Linked DNA regions of Homo sapiens: region 1 is linked to region 2. Evidence: read pairs that join two places in POLR2A ChIA-PET (ENCODE). Cell type or tissue: PC-9. All regions are shown on one strand. Each heading gives the region's core, and the rest is flanking DNA. Links, peaks and the distances in the headings are about the cores only.

The links. Peaks named below come from ENCODE experiments on the same cell type or tissue, not always from the same donor. Only the 100,000 strongest peaks of a DNase experiment are listed, where the experiment ranks them.
Region 1: POLR2A ChIA-PET joins it to region 2 with 7 read pairs; 3 of 35 experiments call an interaction of 5 or more read pairs at or near these places.

The regions. Positions count from the first base shown.
Region 1 is chr2:227,688,792-227,695,149 of GRCh38, forward strand. All of the region lies in intron 4 of SLC19A3 (solute carrier family 19 member 3), which reads right to left. Among named protein-coding and RNA genes, the nearest start is that of SCYGR5, 25 kb to the left of the region's middle. In PC-9, for the core only: no CTCF peak of the experiment used is centred there; no DNase peak of the experiment used is centred there.
Region 2 is chr2:227,593,862-227,601,997 of GRCh38, forward strand. SCYGR2 (small cysteine and glycine repeat containing 2) reads left to right here and starts at 5,032. Exons shown (of 1, transcript NM_001395403.1): 1 at 5,032-5,394. The coding sequence starts at 5,032. The coding sequence ends at 5,394. RefSeq lists an enhancer at 4,498-4,667. In PC-9, for the core only: no CTCF peak of the experiment used is centred there; a DNase peak (open chromatin) is centred at 4,350; H3K27ac peaks cover 1,013 bases.

The sequences.
Region 1 (6,358 bases), core at 146-4,145, 93 kb after region 2:
GGACCAATCCTGGAGAAACATATACGACCTTTTAGACACAGAATTCAAAATAGCTGTGTTAAGAAAACGCAAAGAAATTCAAGATAACACAAAGAAGGAATTCAGAATTCTGTCAGATAAATTTAATAAAGAGATTGAAATAATTAAAAAGAATCAAGCAGAAATGCTGTGGTTGAAAAATGCAATTGACATACTGAGAATGCATCAGAATCTCATACCAGCAGAACTGATCAAGCAGAAGAAATAATTAGCAAGCTTGAAGACAAGCTATTTAAAAATACAGTCAGGAGACAACAGAAAAAAGAAGAATGAGGCACACCTACAATACCTAGAAAACAGCCTCAAAAAGGAAAATCTAAGTTATTGGCCTTAAAGAGGAGGTAAAGAAATAGATAGAGGTAGAAAGTTTATTCAAAGGGATAATATCAGAGAGCTTCCCAAACCTAAAGAGATCAATATCCAAGGACAAGGTTACAGAACACCAAGCAGATTTAACCCAAAGAAGACTACTTAGAGGTATTTAATAATCAAACTCCCAAAGGTTAAGGATAAAGAAAGGATTCTAAAAGGAGCAAGAGAAAGGAAATAAATAACATACAAGAGAGCTCCAATGTCTGGCAGCAGTCTTTTCAGTAGAAATTTTAGAACCAGGGAGTGGCATGACATATTTAAAGTGCTGAAGGAGAAAAACTTTTACCCTAGAATAGTATATCCAGTGAAAATATCAAACCCGAAGGAGAAATAAAGACCATCCCAGACAAATAGAAGCTGAGGGATTTCATCAACACCAGACCTGTCCTACAAGAAATGCTGAAGGGAGTACTTCCATCTCTAAGAAAAGGACGTTCATGCGCAATAAGAAAACATGTAAAGGCACAAAACTCACTTGTAATAATAGGTACATAGAACAACACAGAATATTATCACACTGTAACTGGGGTATGTAAACTACTCTCATAAGTAGAAAGACTAAAAGATGAACCAATCAAAAATAGTAACTACAAATTTTCAAGACAAATAGTACAATAAGATATAAAGAGAAACAACAAAAAGTTAAAAAGCAGGAGGACAAAGCTACACTGTAGAGTTTTTATTAGTTTTCTTTTTGCTTGTTTGTTTATGCAAATAGTCTTAAGTTGTTATCAGCTTAAAATAATGGGTTATAAGATAGTATTGCAAGCCTCATGGTAATCTCAAATTGAAAAACATGCAATGGATACCCAAAAAGTAAAAAAGAAATTAAATTATATCACCAGAGAAAATCACCTTCACTAAAAGGAAGAAAGAAAAGGAAAAACACTGCAAAACCAGAAAAGAAATAACAAAATAACAGGAGTAAGTCCTTACTTATCAATCTAAACTCTTCAAAAGAGAGTGGTTGAATGGATTTTTAAAAAGACCCAATGACCTGTTGCCTACAAGAAAGACATTTTACCTATAGAGACATACATAGACTGAAAATGAAGGGATGGACAAAGATATGCCATGCCAATGGAAACAAACAAAAAAAGAGGACTTGTAGCTATACATATAGCAGAGAAAATACATTTCAAGACAGAAACTGTAAGAGACACAGGTCATTAAACAATGATAAAAGGGTCAATTCAGCAAGAGAATATAAAAATTGTAAATACGGCCAGGCGCGGTGGCTCATGCCTGTAATCCCAGCACTTTGGGAGGCCGAGGTGGGCAGATCATGAGGTCAGGAGATCAAGGCCATCCTGGCTAACACGATGAAACCCCGTCTCTACTAAAAATACAAAAAATTAGCTGGGCATGATGGCAGGCGCCTGTAGTCCCAGCTACTCGGGAGGCTGAGGCAGGAGAATGGTGTGAACCCGGGAGGTGGAGCTTGCAGTGAGCTGAGATCGTGCCACTGCACTCCAGCCTGGGTGACAGACCGAGACTCCATCTCAAAAAAAAAAAAAAAAAAAAAAAAAAATTGTAAATTTTTTTTAACGTATGGAGCACCCATATATAAAGCAAGTATTAGAGCTAGAAGGAGATAAGAGAATCCAATACAGTAATAGTTGGAGACTTTAAAACCCCACTTTCAGCACTGGACAGATCTTCCAGAGAGAAAATCAATAAAGAAACATCAGACTTAATCTGCACTATAGAAAAAATGGACCTAATAGATATTTACAGAACTTTTCATCCAATGGCCACAGAATACACATTGTTCTCAGCATATGGATCATTGTCAAGGATAAACCATGTTAGGTTACAAAACAACTCTTAAAACATATTCAAAAATTTGAAATAATTAATATCAAACATCGTCTCTGACCACAATAGAATAAAACTAGAAATCAACAACAAGAGGAATTTTGGAAACCATAGAAACACATGGAAATTAAACAATATGCCCCTGAATGACCAGTGGGTCAATGAAGAAATTGAGAGAAACTGAAAAATTTCTTGAAATAAATGATAATGGAAACACAACATGCCAAAACCTATAGGACACAGTGAAAGCAGTATTAAGAGGGAAGTTTATAGTTACAAGTGCCTACATAAAAAAAAGAAGAGAGGCCGGGTGTGGTGGCCCATGTGTATAATTCCAGCACTCTGCGAGGCTGAGGCAGATGAATCACTTGAGCTCCAGAGTTCTAGACCAGCCTGGGCAGTATGGTGAAACCCTGTCTCTACCAAAAATACACAAAAATTAGCCAGGTGTGGTGGTGCATGTTTGTGATCCCAGCTTCTCAGGAGTCTGAGGCAGGAGGATCACTTGAGCCCAGGAGGCAGAAGTTGCAGTGAGTAGAGATTATCACGCCAGTGCAGTTCAGCCTGGAGAACATAGTAAGACCCTGTCTCTTAAAGAAAAGAAGAAAAAAAAAGTCATCTGAAATAAATAACTTAATGATGCGTCATAAAGAACTAGAAAAGTAAGAGTAAACTTAACCCAAAATTAGTAGAAGAAAGGAAATAATAAATATCAGATCAGAAAGAAATGAAATTGAAATGAAGAAAACAATACAAAATGTCAATGAACAAAAAGTTGGGTTTTAGAAAAGATAAAACTGACAAACCTTTAGCCAGACTAAGAAAAAGAGAGAAGTCCCAAGTAAATAAAACTAGAGATGTAAAAGGAAACATTACAACCAATACTGCAGAAATTTAAAGGATCATCAGTGGCTACTATGAGCAAGTATATGCCAATAAATTGGAAAATCTAGAAGAAATGGATAAATTCCTATATACAAACAACCTATCCGATTGAACCATGAAGAAATCCAAAACCTGAGAAGACCAATAATAAGTAATAAGATTGAAGTCATAATAAAAAGCCTCCCACTAAAGAAAAGCCCAGGACCCAATGGCTTCACTGCTGAATTCTATCAAAGAACTAATTCCAATCCTAACCAAACTATTCTAAAAAACAGAGGAGGGAATACTTCCAAACTCATTCTACAAGGCCAGTGTTACCCTAACACCAAACCAGACACATTAAAAACAAAAAACAACTACAGGCCAATCTCTGATGAATATTGATGCAAAAATTCTCAACAAAATACTAGCAAACTGAATTCAATAATACATTAGAAAGATAATCTATCATGACTAAGTGGGATTTATCCCAGGGATGCAAGGATCATTTAACATATGTAAATCAATCAGTGTGATAAATCACATCGACAGAATGAAGGACAAAAACTATGATCATTCAATTGATGCTAAACAAAGTATGTGATACAATTCAACATTCCTTCTGGCTAAATACCCTCAAAAAACTGGGTATAGAAGGAACATAGTCAACATAATAAAAGCCATATATGACAGACCTACAGCTAGTACCAGATTGAATGGGAAAAAGCTGAAATGCTTTACTCTCTAAGATTTGGAACACGACAAGGATGCCTACTTTTACCACTGCTATTCAACATAGCACTGGAAGTCTTCTCTAGAGCAATCAGACAAGAGAAAGAAATAAAGGGCATCCACATTGGAAAGGATCAAGTCAAATTATCCTTGCTTGCAGACGATATGATCTTACATTTAGGAAAACTTAAAGACTCTTACCAATAAACTATTAGAACTGATAAATAAGTTCAGTATATTTGCAGGACATAAAATCAACATACAAAACTCCATAACATTTCTATATGCAAACAGAACAATCTGGAAAAGAAATCAAGAAAGTAATCCTATTTACAATAGCTACAGATAAAATACCTAAGAATTAACTAAAGAAGTGAAAGATCTTTGCAATGAAAACTATAAAACACTGATACAAGAAATTGAAGAGGACACACACACACAAAATGGAATGATATTCCATATTCATGGACTGGAGGAATCAATATTGTTAAAATGCCCATACTATCCAAAGCAATTTACAGATTCAATGCAATCCCTATTAAAATGCCAAGGATATTCTTCACAGAAATAGAAAAAGCAATTCTAAAATTTATATGAAACCACAGAAGACCCAGAATAGTCAAAGCTATCCTAAGCAAAACAAAACAAAATGAAACAACAACAACAACAACAACAAAAAACTGGAGGAATCACATTGCCTGACTTTGAATTACACTATAGAGCTATAGTAACCAAAACAGCATAGTTCTGGCATAAAAGCAGACATGTAGACCAATGGAACAGAAGAGTGAACCCAGAAACCCAATAGTGAACCCACACACCTACAGTAAACTCATTTTCACCAAAGATGCCAGGAACATACATTGGGGAAAAGACAGTCTCTTCAACAAATGGTGCTGGGAAAACTGAATATCCGTATGCAGAAGAATGAATGAAAGTAGACCCCTATCTCTCACTATATACAAAATCAAGTCAAAATGGATTAATGACTTAAATCTAAGACCTCAAATTATGAAACAACTACAAGAAAACATTGGGGAAACTCTCTGGGACGTTGGAGTGGGCAAAGATTTCTTGAGTACCCCACAAACACAGGCAACCAAAGCAAAAATGGACAAACGGGATCACATCAAGTTAAAAAGCTCCTGCACAGCCAAGGAAAGAGGCCACCCACAGAATGGAAAAACAAATTTGCAAACTACCCATGTGACAAGGGATTAAAAACCAGAATATATAAGGAGTTCAAACAACTCTACAGGGAAAAAAAGTCTAATAATCAGATTAAAAATGGGCAAAAATCTGAACAGATGTTTCTTTAAAGGCATGCGAATGGCAAACAGGTATATGAAAAGGTGCTCAACATCATTGATAAGAGAATTATAAATCAAAACTACAATGAGATATTATCTCACTTCAATTTGAATGGCTTTTATCCAAAAAACAAGCAATAAATGCTGATGAGAATGTGCAACCTCTGCCTCCCAGGTTCAAGGGATTCTCCTGCCTCAGCCTCCCCAGTAGCAGGGATTACAGGTTCTCACCACCATGCCCAGCTAATTTTTGTATTTTTAGTAGATACGGGGTTTAATCATATTGGCCAGGCTGGTCTCGAACTCCTGACCTCAGGTGATCCACCTGCTTTGGCCTCCCAAAGTGCTGGGATTACAGGCGGGAGCCACTGTGCCCAGCCGTGAATATTTTTTTTTAATGCAAAGAAATGATATAATCCTACTTTAACAAAATCTTCACATTTAAAAAAAAGCAACCTAAGATACATGATTCTGATTAAATTAAGACATTTCCATGAAGAAAATAAACATACCAACTAATTGTTTTTTCCTTTGATGATTTTTTCCCAGAGTGCTCATATTTCTGTGTTGTAAATTGTTTATAAAACATTCTTCACAAATTGAAAGCAAAACTTGATGAAGCTTTTGTCTCCACTTCTTTCATGCAATTTGAAATTCAAATGTTTCTCATTTTTTTTGGTTAATAGCAAAGCATATTTTCTGTAGTCAGCTTTAGCTGTACTTTTATATGAAACCGAATGGTTTTTTAATCATTTTCTTAAAGAGATCTCTGAGAAAAAAGTAGAAGCAAAAATGACGGGAAATTCTAAATCCCAGAAATTATTTTTAGAAAATGACTGAAAACTAGATCTGGCGTGGTGGCTCACACCTGTAATCCTACCACTTTGGGAAGCTGAGGCCAGAGGATTACTTGAGCCCAGGAGTTTGAGACCAGCCTGGGGAACACAGTGACACTCTGTCTCTACAAAAATGAAAATTAAAAATTTAGCCAGGCATGGTGGTGTGCACCAGTAGTTTCAGCTACTCAGGAGGCTGAGGTGGGAGGACTGCTTGAGCCCAGGAGATCAAGATTGTGGTGTGCTATGATTGCACCACTGCACTCCTGCCTGGGTGAGACCCTGTCTCAAAAAGAACAAAAGAAAAGAAAAACTGCTTGGTTCCATACACGACTGCAGCTAAAGGTTTCTTGTTATCTTTGCATCTACTTTTTTTAGTATCCAACT
Region 2 (8,136 bases), core at 2,046-6,045:
GTGGTAAGTGGCTACCATATTGGTCAGCTCAGAATAGAACATTTCCATCTTTCCAGAAAGTCCAACTGGGCAGCTCTGGTCCAGATCCAAGTGGATGGAGAATTACAGCTGCCTTATTATTCAGATCACTATCGGAAGACCTGGTGATGACCTGCCTCCTGTCCCCACAGAAAGAAAAAGTGACCCTACATGTAGGAAGATATAATTGAAAATATTTGAGACTGGAGGTCTTCTGAAAAATCAGAATTTTAAAAAGGTAGATCCATGTAATAAAGCCTAAAGTATTCAACAAAGAAGTCAATGAGATCTAAAGAAAGTGAAATTCTCCCAAAGACATAACAAGGAAGACTTACTTACCAAGTTTCAAACCTCCCAGAGTCATTTTCTGCAAAGTGGACTGGAGAAGAATAACAGAAGTAGTAGGAGAAAAACAAGGAATTTTGTCTCATAAAAGTCAACAGATGAGAATGTGTTAAGAAAGATTTGTCAACTGCATAGTGCTGAGAAGTCATCTTGCAACACTGTCAAAGAGCATATTGTGGACTCCGCCGCAGTGGAGGTCACGGGGGATTTGAGTTAGAGCATTTCACATGCAGGGGTTGTCTAGGGAGAAGTGGGGAAGTTTTGGAGGATTTTTGGTGAAGATTCTTATTTTTTATAGTAAGTGAAAAAACAATAACTCAATATATGTACCATAATCCCCAATTTTGTTTTTAAGTAGTGCAGATGGGTGGACATAAAATTCTGGAAGAAAAATAAAAAGTGAAGAATGGTTATTTCCATAAGGTGTGATTGTGGATAATTTTTTTCTTCATATTTCTGTGTATTTTTCAATTTTCTGCAATAAGCATGTATAACTTTCATAGTAGAAAAATATCACTAATTATACTTAAATAGAATTATAGGTAATATTTTGTTTCTTCATATTTTTTATATTTTAAAAGACATGTCAACACATTTTATTATGTATAATCTTTTAAAAGTTTTTTTATTTATTCTTTCTAAGAGAAGCAGTCTTGCTATTTTGCCCAGACTGACCTAAAATTCCTGGGCTAAAGGGATTCTCCAGCCTCAGCCTTTCAAATAGCTTGGACTACAGACATGCTCCACTGTGCCTGGCTTTTTGTGTATAATCTTTGAGACGGAGTTGTGCTCTGTTGCCCAGGTTGGAGTGCAGTGGTGTGATCTTGGCTTACTGCAACCTCCACCTTCCAAGTTCAAGCCATTCTCCTGCCTCATCTTCCCAAGTAGCTGGGACTACAGGTGTGTGCCACCATGCCTGGCTAATTTTTGTATTTTTGGTAGAGACAGAGTTTCGCCATGTTGGCCAGGCTGGCCTCGAACTCCTGGCCTCAAGTGATCTGCCCGCCTTGGCCTCCCAAAGTGTTGGGATTACAGGCGTGAGCCACTGCACCTGGCCGCTGTATATAATCCTATGCGTACTTTGCTGACTCCTCATCCCACATTCCTGCTTCCTCACCCAACACCTATTTTTTAGTGTCACTGTTCCCCTGCCTATCATCTAGAGGGAGGTTTTTTTTTGTTGTTGTTTTCTTGGCTTTTTTTGGACAATGCTCTCTGCAAGTGTGGCTGTCAAGGGGAGGAGAGACAAAGGCAGTAGCTGGAGGGGCACTGGACTCAACAGTGTGCTTTTTTTGCTTGAAGGGAGGAGAAATGCCACTTACAAGGTTTTGATGTGGATGGAAGAATCTGGAAGGTTGGGGGAGTGTTGATTGCTGTGTTTGTAGTGTCTAGGATGGGTGGCACTTCACAGATGCTCAGCAAATACCCGTGGAGTGAGGGAATGAGAGGAAGAGATGCCTGAGAAAGGAGATTTAGAAAGCCAGATGGAGGTGGTTTCAAGTGCACAGGTGCAGGGGCCAGTCTTGGATGGTGGGAGTGGGATCCACACCCACCTCCTCCTCCATGGTTAACCGAAGAAGAGGAGGACTGACTGGATTCCAGCACTTTTTTGCACAGTATGGTAGGAAGTGCCTTCTTGGAGTGAAGGGGTCGGAGAAGGCATCCAACATCTGAAGAAAGGGGAGAAGATAGGAAGTAGTCATTGTAGGAAGAGGGCAGGCCAGCTGATGGGAGAAGGGGAGAACCTGGAGGAGGGCAGGCAGCTCCCTCTGCTGCCATCTGTGGTGGTGATGACAGATCCCAGCCCCCTCTTTATTCTCCTGCCTCCACACCGTTGCCTCCTCATTTTCCCACTGTTGCTCTCCCTTCTTTTGTTATAATTTCGTGGAGATATGACCAAAACAGAAGGGGGAGAAAAAGAGACAGCTAAGTTTCAATTGGGGTGATTGGGGATTGATGACATTTGAACTGTGTCTTTGAGGAATGCTTGGGACGTCCCTGCTGGAAGAGGGCCCTTTAAATTAAGGCACAGCCACAAGGGAGGTGGGGGAGGAGGCAAGTTCAAGTTATGGTGATGCGGCTGGCATGTTTCTTGTGTGAAAGCAAAGGGTCTGTGTCAGAGGAGCAACCTGGTGCCTGCCCTGCATTTGCTCCCTTACTCCCAAGTGTCCTTTGCTTTGTTGGTTTCGTTCCTGTCCTTTGGTGAATCTTGCCCCCTTCATTGTTCTTGTCTCTGTCTTATTTCTAAGAGTGTGGTACAGTGTTGAACACGTGGTACCTGCACTGTAGATATTAACTTCTACTAGTAGTCATGATGTTAATTACAAACTTGCCCTTCTCATGTAGCCTTGGGCTACTCTAGAGCCTCAGACAGGAGATTAAGCTGCAAAGATAAATTGAAGCTAGATTATTTATTATTATTATTATTATTATTTGAGATGGAGTCTCGCTCTGTCACCCAGGCTGGAGCACAATGGCGTGATCTTGGCTCACTGCAACCTCTGCCTCCCAGGCTCAAGCGATTCTCCTGCCTTAGCCTCTCGACTAGCTGGGACTACAGGACTGCACCACCACGCAGGGCTAATTTTTGTATTTTTGGTAGAGACGGGGTTTCACCATGTTGGCCAGGCTGGTCTCAAACTCCTGTCTTTAAGTGATCCACCTGCCTCGGCCTCCCAAAGTGTTAGGATTACAGGCATGAGCCACCGCACCTGGCCTGAAGCTGGATTGTTGAGGGCATTTTAATGCCATACTAGTGAGTCTGAATTGTTGAGTAGGAAAGAAATGTTGAACATTAGAATATAGAGCAGCACAAGATAGCTTTTAAAATACAGAAGCACAAAAATTTCATAAAATTGTGTTAACATCATTATACCATATACTGACCATGTATAAGGATTTATACTTCATGAGGTCATAGTTAATAATAGGGACTATTTTAAAGTAGTTTGTTTCCTCAAGGACCAAAATCTTTCCAAGTCTCTGCTCTGGCAGTCTTCAAAGTGTGATCTAAGGACCTCTGGAGGCCCTGAGCTTATTAAGATACTCCTCCTTTTTCCAACTGCATATCTGTGTCAGGCTGGATTTTTACTCCAGCCAAAACACTGTAGGATAATAGATTCATCAAAGAAGGAGAATGAGAATCCAGCTGTCTTTGATCAAGACAGACATTAAAGAGATTGGCAAAAATATAAAATAATGGCCACTGTACTCATTAATTCTTTTTTATTTTGGAAAATGGAGTTTTTTTTCCAAAATGTATTATGTATGTGATCATGTAATGGGCTTATATTATTTAAAAATGAATTAATAAACTTTTTAAAAGTCTCAGTGTTAATTTAGAATGCAATAAGTATCTATAGATTTAAGCCATATAACAAGGACAATTTGGAGTTCTCAATACTTTTTAGGAGCATAGGGATCCCGAGAGTAATAAGTTTGAGAACCACTGCTCCAACCTTTCTCTTCTCTTTGGTCAATGTGTGAATGTGCTTTTCCAAATCCACCGTTAAAATCTGAACGTAGGACGTCCTGGGACTCCACACCTGAGAAGTAAATGAAAGCCTTGCTTTCCAGACTGAAAGGAAGTTCGGGGCGGGGTGAGGGGTGCGGAGTGCGGTACTCCCCCTCCCACTTAGAGAGTCACAGAGCACGTGACAAAGGCAAGCCACTGAGGACAGAGTCAAAAAGCCTGTCTGGCTTTATTTAAATTCATTATTTCTCAAAAATAGTCAAACCTTTTTTGTGTGTTGCCTTTTAATGTCCTGTGGAACGAATCTTCTACCAAATGTGTTTTGGGAAGCCTGACATTGATTAGTCCCCTTCGTCCTGAGTTCTGAGGAGCATTGCAAGGCCAGATGAGGGCATCTCTGGGGACAGTGGAGCTTCCTGGGGCCTCTGGACCCTTACTTTGGGGTTGCCTTGCTGCCAGCTCTGTCATTAAGGTGGGACCTACAAAGTGTGACTCATGCGAGAAGAATTCATTAGGAGGAAGAAACCCGAGGACCAGAAGGTACTGAAGCCGGATCTGAGGGCTGTGGGCTTCTCTAATGAGGCTGATCTTGATAATTCCCTAAATGAGCTCACTGTGTGTGCTGAGGGCTCTCCCAGGTAGAATAATCAGACATAGCCACTAACCTAGATGCAGGTGGCCTCTTTGAATTGTGACTTCCAGACCAGTGATAGAAAATAGCAAAGATTGGGAACTTCCTTTATGTTAGCTTCTGTGTTCTCCTTCTACTCAAGTAAACCCTAGGAATTTTTTTTGGAGAGATGTCAAGGGAAATATATGATTCTCCTGGGAAAATATTAGTAAGCAAGGAAACCATCAATGACAGATATATCTCTCTGGCTCATCTATTCAAGACTGGCTGTATTTGAAAATAGGGATAGGTCCTTGGCTGAATATTCCCACTGGATGGAACAGAGGTTAATTTAGCTGAACTGAAGATAAATGACTTAATGAGATGAAAGGTGCCTAATAGGGACATAAACAGGAGGTTTCCCTGTGGAAACTGAAATAAACAATAACAAGGAAGTGGTCATGTGTCTTCCCTCTCCTCTCCCCAGAGTTGGTACATAAGGGCCTCCCCCAGCAGAAGGAGGCATCAGACCTCCTCACCTCTCCTGAGTCCTCCTCACTTCACCTGAGTCCTCTCTACTGACACCATGGGTTGCTGTGGTTGTGGAGGTTGTGGTGGCTGCGGTGGCCGCTGTGGTGGCTGCGGTGGTGGCTGTGGTGGTGGCTGTGGTGGTGGCTGCGGTGGTGGCTGTGGTGGTGGCTGTGGTGGTGGCTGCGGTGGTGGCTGCGGTGGTGGCTGTGGTGGTAGCTGTGGCAGCTGCACCACCTGCAGGTGCTACCGGGTGGGCTGCTGCTCCAGCTGCTGCCCCTGCTGCCGTGGCTGCTGTGGAGGCTGCTGCAGCACTCCCGTGATCTGTTGCTGCCGCCGCACCTGCCACTCATGTGGCTGTGGCTGTGGGAAGGGCTGTTGCCAGCAGAAATGCTGCTGCCAGAAGCAATGCTGCTGCTAGGTGGCCGGCCTGGTTCCACCCCTGCCCAGGAGCTGTGGGAACCCTCACTGTCTCCTGCTGGCAAGGCTCTGCTTAACCCCATTCTGTCTAATCCTTTTTCTAACCTATCTGTCACCAGCAGATCCCCTTGGCTTCTGCCTCATGTGCCTTGTGCTTTGTCCTTCTGGGATCTTCCTTTGCCCACACACGGCACCAACTTGCCCAGACCACACAATGTGAAACAAACGGGCAACCGAGCAGCCGGTGATAACCAGATAAAGTCAGAGCCAACCAGGAAACTTAGTACTTTATTATTTTGTAATGTTCAATCTTTCCTAAATAGTCAGTCCTGGATTTCACCATTTTTCTGTTCACTGTCTGTGTGCAATCTTTTCCATTGCTTTTGTCTATATTTGCTCTTTAAAATTTCCCAGTAAAATGACTTGGTATGTCACAAAAATCTCTTCATTAGTCATTTTTTTTTTAATCGGTTCCTTCGTCGGCTTATCCATCCCTGTGCTGTGAGTCCAGTTCTGGCCCTCACACTCCTGCAACCTCCTGAAGCTGGCCATGGGCCCAGCCGCTGAACTTGTAGCTGTTGATCAGAGAGGCACAGAGCTCCCTGTGCTGCTGCTCTGACATGATGTCTTACCTGTGGGGTCTGTGTACTCGGACTCTCCCAAGGATTTTCTAGGGTGGGATGAGGGTGGTGTGAATTGATGGTGGTGATAGGTCTCTGTTTCTCCTTGAAATTTATCTAGGAGGCTGGGTGTAGTGGCTCATGTCTGTAGTCCCAGCACTTTGGGAGCCCAAGATGGGTGGATCCCTTGAGACCCGTTGTTCGAGACCAGCCTGGGCAATATAGGAGACCTCATCTCTGAAAAAAAACCCAAAATGTTAGCTGGGTATGGTGAAGTGCTCCTATAGTATCAGCTACTTCGGAGGCTGAGGCAGGAGGATCGCTTGATCTCAGGAGGCTGAGGCTGCAATGAACTGTGACAACATCACTGCACTCCAGCCTGGGTGACAGAGTGAGACACTATCTAAAACAAATTATGTAGGAAATGAAAAATGAGCCCCAAAGGAGGGGGGAATGGATGTAGCCTCTACCTTGCTGTGCTCAGTGGTTTCTGAAAAGACTGGAAAGTGTTTGCCAGGACAAGGAGGTTGAGCACTGTGGGGGGTGGGGCAGTTCCATGTAGCTCATGTCCTTGCTGGTGTTCTCGGCATGGCCTCCGAGACCACTACTAGGCATCAGTAGTCGTAAAGACTTGTAAATAAATAAGAAAGTTGGGGCTGGGTGTGGTGGCTCATGCCTGTAATCCCAGCACTTTGGGAGGCTGAGGTGGGAGAATCACCTGAGTCCAGGAGTTTGAGACCAGCCTGGGCAATATAGTGAGACCCTATCTTTACAAATAATCAAAAATTAGCCAAGCATAGTGGTGCACACCTGTAGTCCTAGCTACTTGGGAGGCTGAGGCAGGAGAATTACTTGAGCCCAGGAAGTCGAGGCTATAGTGAGCCATGATCACCAGCAGTCAGCTTGAGCAACAGAGTGAGACCCTGTCTCTAAATAAATAGGAAAGTCATTCTAACCCTGGTTATGGCAATGAAACAGATTCCACTTAGGAGGGAGGTTGGCTACAAAAGCTTAGAGAAGTGTCATGCTCATTCAAGGTGGGAGAAAGAACAAACTCGCCAAACTCGTATTAGATTGGAGCTCACCACAGTGTACCAGGCCCAAGGCAGTTTGCTTGCACTCAAAAATCTTTTTTTGACTAAATGTTCTTCATGATCTAGACTACGCTTTGGCAATTTTTTCTGTGAAGTATCAGATGTAAATATTTTCAGCCTTGCAGGCCACATGATTTGTTGTAACTTGTCAACTCAGCCATTCTACCTTTAAAACAGCCACTGACAACAATTAAATGTGTAAGTGGCTGTGTTCCAAGAAAATATTGTGTACAAAAGCAGGTGGCAGGCCAAAAGTGGGCATCAGTTTGTTGACCCCTGGTCTTGACATTGAACGGTGAAGATGAGTGCAATGTTGCACAGTGGTTAAGAGGGCTGGCTCTGAGGTCAGCCTGCCTGGGCCTGTTTTCCAACTCTCCAATTTAACAGTATATGCTTTGCAAAGTTATTTCAAGAATTAAATCAAATGATACATGTAAAATACCTAGAATTGTGCCCGCAACATTAGAAGAGCTCAAAAAGATTTCTACAGAGAACCAGAAAGGTTTAAGCATTGTGGAAGTACTCGTAATATAGATTTGACTTTCTTAGCGACTGGGGGAACATGTTCTCTGTGCTCCAATGTCCTGGTAGACCCTGATCTTGGCAGGACCACGTGGGGCGCCAGAGCTCTTTCAGGGAGTTGGTTCTCCTCTCCTTCCTCAGGGTTCAGCTCAGATCTCATTTCCCTCCATAGACAGGGCCTGCGACTGCTCTCCCAGTGACCAATGGGCCCCTCACATATCTTTAGCAAAACTTTTTCGCCGGGCGCGGTGGCTCACGCCTGTAATCCCAGCACTTTGGGAGGCCGAGGTGGGTGGATCACAAGGTCAGGAGATCGAGACCATCCTGGCTCACACGGTGAAACTCCCTCTCTACTAAAAATACAAAAAATTAGCCAGGGGTAGTAGCGGGCGCCTGTAGTCCCAGCTACTCGGGAGGCTGAGGCAGGAGAATGGCGTGAACCCGGGAGGCGGAGCTGGCAGTGAGCCGAGATCGCGCCACTGCACTCCAGCCTGGGTGACAGAGCGA